Regions from separate parts of the Homo sapiens genome. Here region 1 is linked to region 2. The links are chromatin contacts, found by Hi-C or POLR2A ChIA-PET in ENCODE. All regions are on one chromosome and are shown on one strand. Each heading gives the region's core, a stretch centred on a gene start or an enhancer-like site at or near the end of the contact. The rest is flanking DNA. Distances are from core to core; before and after follow the strand shown. Region 1 has its middle 48 kb from the start of MIR4708. Region 2 has its middle 180 kb from the start of LINC02290.

Region 1 (2,700 bases), core at 173-2,672, 640 kb after region 2:
CATAGGCACAGCCACATTATTATTATTATTATTATTTTTTGAGATGGGGGTCTGACTCTGTTGCCCAGGCTGGAGTGTCATGGCGCTCACGGCAACCTCTGTCTTCTGGGCTCAAGTGATCCTCCCTCCTCAGCCTTCAGAGTAGCTGGAACCACAGGCAAACATCACTGCACCCAGCTAATTTTTTGTATTTTTCGTAGAGATGGGGTTTCACCATGTTGCCCAGGATGGTCTCAAACTCCTGGGCTCAGGTGATCCTCCTGCCTCGGCCTCTCAAAGTGCTGGGATTACAGGCATAAGCCACCGCGCCTGGCCACAGCTGTCCCCCCAAATATTTCAAGTAGGCATCTACTGAGACTTAATACCCACACAACAACCTTATGAAAAAGTAGGCTTTATGTATGGGGAAGGTGAGGCACAGACATGTTGACTACCTTGCCTACTGTTTTTTTTCACACAACCAAAATATGGAGGCTCTGGGATTTGAACCCAGGGCTCTCCGACTCCTAAGTCCCGTTAGGAACCTGCACATTATTCCATTTCTATGAAGGGGAGGGAAAGAGCTCCTCACTTAAGTATACCAACAGTTCTCAAATCACTTGAAACTCACCAGCAGCCATGACCGTCCCCCCAGGGGAAGTAGGTAGCCAGATTTCACCTCATTCTACTTCTTTACCAGACAGAAAAATGGAGCAGAACCCAAACTGGTGGCTTGATAAGGGAACACTCAGAAAAGTAAAGGAAGTGGTGGTGCTGAAGCACCCTGCTGCCTCTTACCTCAAAGATCCTTCCACCAAACAAATACCACCCACCTTCGAAAACAGTCGTTGTGGTTGGAACAATGTCTGCATAAAAATAACCGGGCTTATCTTACTCAATCTTGCTTCCCTTCCTTGTCGGGAAAATGTCTGCCCTTCTGGTCTAGTCGGTGCAAGAGAGGCTTCCTGCCCGGTGTCCAGCACTGAGGGGGTGTCGCAGCTATGGTCAGCCTCCCTCTGCGGCCCCTGAAGCAAGCAGAGAGCGCCTCAGACCTCGTGTTGGGACCTGAGCGCGCAGCCCGGCTCCCAGGCCCCCAGAGGGCGGGTTCCTGGCTCCGCTCAGAGGCCTTTCAAGCCCCATTAGCCTCCAGCTCAGAGGCCCCTGGGCCCACCTACACTCTGGCCCCTGATGGGCTCGGATGACAACTCAAAACCCACATCCTGAGGGAATTCTGATGAAACCTTTGAAGGCTCCATGTCTTGGGGAAGACCAGGTGGGCGTGAAAGTCGGTCTCAGCGGAGACGCCCAGGGGCGCGTGGGCCCTAGAAAGGCCCGGCTGTCCCGAGCACGGCCTGGAGTGAAGCAGCTGGTGGAGAACACGGGCGCAGGTGTGAGCCTGGTGAAAGCGTGGGCTGCTCAGTGCTCTGTAGAGAGCAGCTGCAAACAGTGAGGAGGAGGCTCATGGTCTGGGCCCTCGCAGGGATGGGCAAGGCATGGCCCTAATGAATCTGGCTCCAAGCACACCCCCTCTAGCTTAAGCTTGGGGACTGGGAAAGGAGGAGGCCCAGGGGGCAGAGCTGAGAGGACATCTCAGGAGTTAGGGTTACCAAGCAACTGAAGAAGACGTAGGAGCAGCTCCTAGCTGAGTATGCCCGGGGTGCAGCACCGAGAATGCCTGGCGGGGAGGGTTGGGAGGGAGGGCTTGCCTTGCCCAGTCATACTTGGAACTTAGATCCTTGGATTTTAATGCTCTTGTGGAAGACATGAGACAAGATCTTGGACCGAGGAGGTGAACATCTGTTGCATTTTATCCAGTATATTCCTGTCTTATAGTGAGAGACTATTTAAGAATATTAAGTTCCCCATATTGATGTAAAGAGAAGTCCGAATGGACTCTTTAAAAAATTTTAAATGTATGTTAAACTTTCCATCATGGAACATTTTACCCACCGCCCTCCCTCCCCATCACCTGGATTATTTTGAAGCAAAATCCAGTCATCGAATCATTTCGCCCATACATAGTCCAGTCAGTATCTCTAAATTTTAGAGCTGTTATTCTCAGCCCAGGACAGTTTTGCCCCCTAGGGGACATTTGGCAATATGTGGAGACCTTTTTTTGTTTTTACAACGTTGGGGGGAGGGGGTGTGCACCCAGCATCTAGCTACTGGAAGACAGGGTAGAAACAGGGCTGCTACGAAACATTCTGCAATGCACAGGCCAGCGCCTCACGACAAAGAACTACATGGCTCAAAATAACAATTGTGACAAGGTCGAAAACCATGTTTTAGAGTCTAAAAGAGAAGAACACTCTAAATACATCACTACAATATTGTTAGCATTCATAAAAACAATAATTCCTTAATATAGAATATCTGATTAATATTAAAATTTCCCCGATTATCTTGTACATTTAAAAAATTTGGGGTTTAAATCAAGATCCAAATAAGACTCATACATTGCAATTGGTTGATATATTTCTTTTTGTTTTTTTCCTGCATCCAATCATCCATTATAGTTGATATATTTCTTAGGTCTTCTTGAATCTACAGGTTCCCATCCCTCTTTTTTCCTTTTATTTATTATAAAACAGATTTATTTTTAATTACAAAAGAGTACACGACTACATTCCTGACATCAAACTTGAAACATACAGGTAAAGCAAACATTTCCTACCTATGACAGTCCAATCCCAGTCCTCTCCCCAAAGAACTCATTTATCA
Region 2 (2,700 bases), core at 35-2,534:
ACTTGTCGCCTCCTTTAGGAAGTCTTTCCCAGCCTCTTCTCCACCCCGCAGCATCTCTTACCACTACCCTAAACTCCAGCCAGAGGGACTATGGTCTCTGCAGTCCCCTCTAAGCACTCTCCTGGGCTCCAGGCCATTCCTCCTCCTGCCTCAGCTCAGCTGGTGCCACTCCCTCCAGAGGCCTTCAAAGCCTTCCAGAGGGCTAGGGCTCCCACATGCGCTCAGCTCCTGGCTTTCTCCCTGCAGAGGTCTTGCCTCACCTGTGGGCTACATGCTCTTTCCCAAAAGGGTCTGTGCCTTGTTTACTTGTCCTGGGTAGTATTGGGTTGTTGTGAGGATGAATGAGTGGCATGTAGGTGAAGCACTTAGAACAGTGCCTGGAAAACATCAGGAGCAACTGTTAGTTCTATTATTCTTATTGCTGTTATCATCACCATCATTATTATTATCATTGACTGCTATAACCCCAGTGCCTGATATAGGGAGATATCCAATAAGTTTTTGTTGAATGGATGGATGGAAGGATGGATGGATGATAAAATTGTGTATTATTGCAGTCATCCTCAGTGCTTTTTATTTTCGTTTCAATGCCTTTTTTAAAAATCACTTCGTGTTCTTCAAAATATCCTGGGGAGGATTCTGGATCTGGCAAACCCTGAGGCTGAAGTGTAGAAAGACCATCCAAGAATCACGCCAGAAGGGGACAGAATGCAGCAATCCAGGTCCTTGCACCCCTCTCCTTCAGGATTCACCTTCCAGGAGAGTTTGAGAGGTCTACCTCTCAGATCAGCATTGGGAGGAGATGGGGAGAATTTCAGGACCAAAGAATGGGGTCCCATTGTGCTTCCTGAGTCTTCATGCTCTACTACTGCTGCCCAGGGCAGGGGGTGGGGGCCGTGATTGAGCACATTCAATCCCACTGAGATTTCATTAACTTGCATTCATTTGTGTCACTTAATTATTGTGAACGGGATCCTTCTCTAATAAATGTGTTTTCCTAACCCACAGCCTCTGGGCTATCATTCTAACCATATCTATTATGACTGAATGGCTTCTTGGAAACAGAGTGGCCTTCTTTGTATTTGGAGCTAAGTAGGGCATACTAAAGAGCTTCCCGCCCTCCAGAAAAGGGGGGTGGACAGGCAAGGACTCCGTGCTCTGGGGACCCAGCCTCCCGCTCCTTCATTGTGAATCACCTGCTGAAATAAAGGATCTGGAGCCTGGTGTGTTTATACAGCAGCGCGCCAGGCGACAGCTAAGGTGTTACACCGCAGCCTTCCAGGAAGGGGCAGGGGCCTGCTTGTGGGTTTAAATAACACGGCAACTGAGAAAGCTTATTCATCTTGATCTGTTGGCCTCATCAGTGAAGTGAAGGTGCTGAGATAACATCAAGCGAAAAGCAGCCCCACCCTGGGGGAAAATTTAGATCCTAGGTCTTTCTCATGAACATTCCTATTTAAAAGGAATTCTGTGCCTGCGCAGGGTTTTGTTTCCCTCTGCAAACTCCCTCTGTTTGAGTTAGAATTCTTCTTTCCTCTCTTGCCCTCCAAAATAGATCTCACTGGGCAGCAGAAGCTGGGTTCTTAAAAACAAGCAATTGTATTTAATTGCAAACTCCACAAACAAATGAGCAGCTGTATCTGTATTGATGAATGAATGTCTTTTGTCTTTACAGATACTTTAAAAAATGCATAGTCAACAGAGAACTGTATGCTATTTGGGAAATAGATTTACCTTCTTAATTATATTTTTACTTGTCCTTAGATTAAAATTAGTTTGCTTTGCCTGAGCTGACACTGCCTTGGGTGGTGAGAGATGATTAGAGAGAATCCTGCGGGGAGGAAAAGCTGATCTGATATGAAATATCTGGGGCCAAGGTCCTGTAGGGGGATGGTCTTTGAGGACTCAAAGAGCTGAGGGTTACTTGGGGCTCCTTTCCCTCAGTTTTACAGAAGGTACTTCTGGCTGGCAAAGATGTCACTGATCAGTTTTCAGGAGGAATTATTGTGGCTCACTGAAGAAGGTGTCTCTCCAAACTCACAGATCCTAATGATCACTTTATCAACAGAGAAATGAAATCTAGGATGGGGTCTCTGTGCTTGGCCGGAGACCCTGCATCCTCTTTAGCCAGGATTCTCTTGTGGAGATAAGGAGCTTCATCAGTAATTGTGGATCTTACTAACTCCACCCAGCTAAGACTTGAAGTTCTGGTCTAAATGAGCAACAAACATTGAGGTTGTTGGGGTTTTACAAGCCCTCCCAGCCCTTGTGCTGGCAAAAGAGGAAGCCTGTGCATGAAAGCCAGACTTTGCCATAGCAATGATGCAACTCCATGAGTGGAAGAACACCAGGGTTCTTCGTCTCAAGTCGAATTAGATAAAATAACACGGACACACGTGGAGTCGTTTTAAGGACTGGAGAGTTTAATAGGTAAGAAAGAAGGGAAAAGAAAGAAAGCAGCAGCTCCCCTGTACAGAGATGGGGGGGGTAGGGGGCGGCTCCAAAGCGAGAGAGGGGACCCCAAGTACGCAGAAACCAGCCAGGTATATGGAGAGGCTGGAGGAAGCAGTATCTGATTTGCATAGGGCTCAGAGGATTGGTTTGACCAGGCATGTCATTCACGTAGCCCTTGAAAAAACTGACTCTCCCACCCTAGCCTTTTAATATGCAAATACAGGGCGCCATAATGTTCTACACACG

What was found. Hi-C counts contacts between places; a loop is a spot of excess contacts on that map. ChIA-PET counts read pairs that join two places held with the same protein, here RNA polymerase II (POLR2A). Pooled maps may share reads with other maps.
Region 1: a pooled map shows a loop between it and region 2 (7-fold over the local background). The contact joins two enhancer-like sites. A Hi-C loop is called at or near these places in 1 of 168 maps with a recorded cell type or tissue (naive thymus-derived CD4-positive, alpha-beta T cell) and 7 of 50 pooled maps. POLR2A ChIA-PET finds 5 or more read pairs at or near these places in 1 of 52 experiments (naive thymus-derived CD8-positive, alpha-beta T cell).

What each region holds. Positions count from the first base shown.
Region 1 is chr14:65,286,018-65,288,717 of GRCh38, reverse strand. No RefSeq gene overlaps it. Among named protein-coding and RNA genes, the nearest start is that of MIR4708, 48 kb to the left of the region's middle. RefSeq lists an enhancer at 1,085-1,324. Within about 2 kb of position 1,422, at least 6 of the 41 ENCODE cell types and tissues checked have a DNase peak (open chromatin) inside an H3K27ac peak, as active enhancers do.
Region 2 is chr14:65,926,680-65,929,379 of GRCh38, reverse strand. No RefSeq gene overlaps it. Among named protein-coding and RNA genes, the nearest start is that of LINC02290, 180 kb to the left of the region's middle. RefSeq lists an enhancer at 1-382. Within about 2 kb of position 1,284, at least 4 of the 41 ENCODE cell types and tissues checked have a DNase peak (open chromatin) inside an H3K27ac peak, as active enhancers do.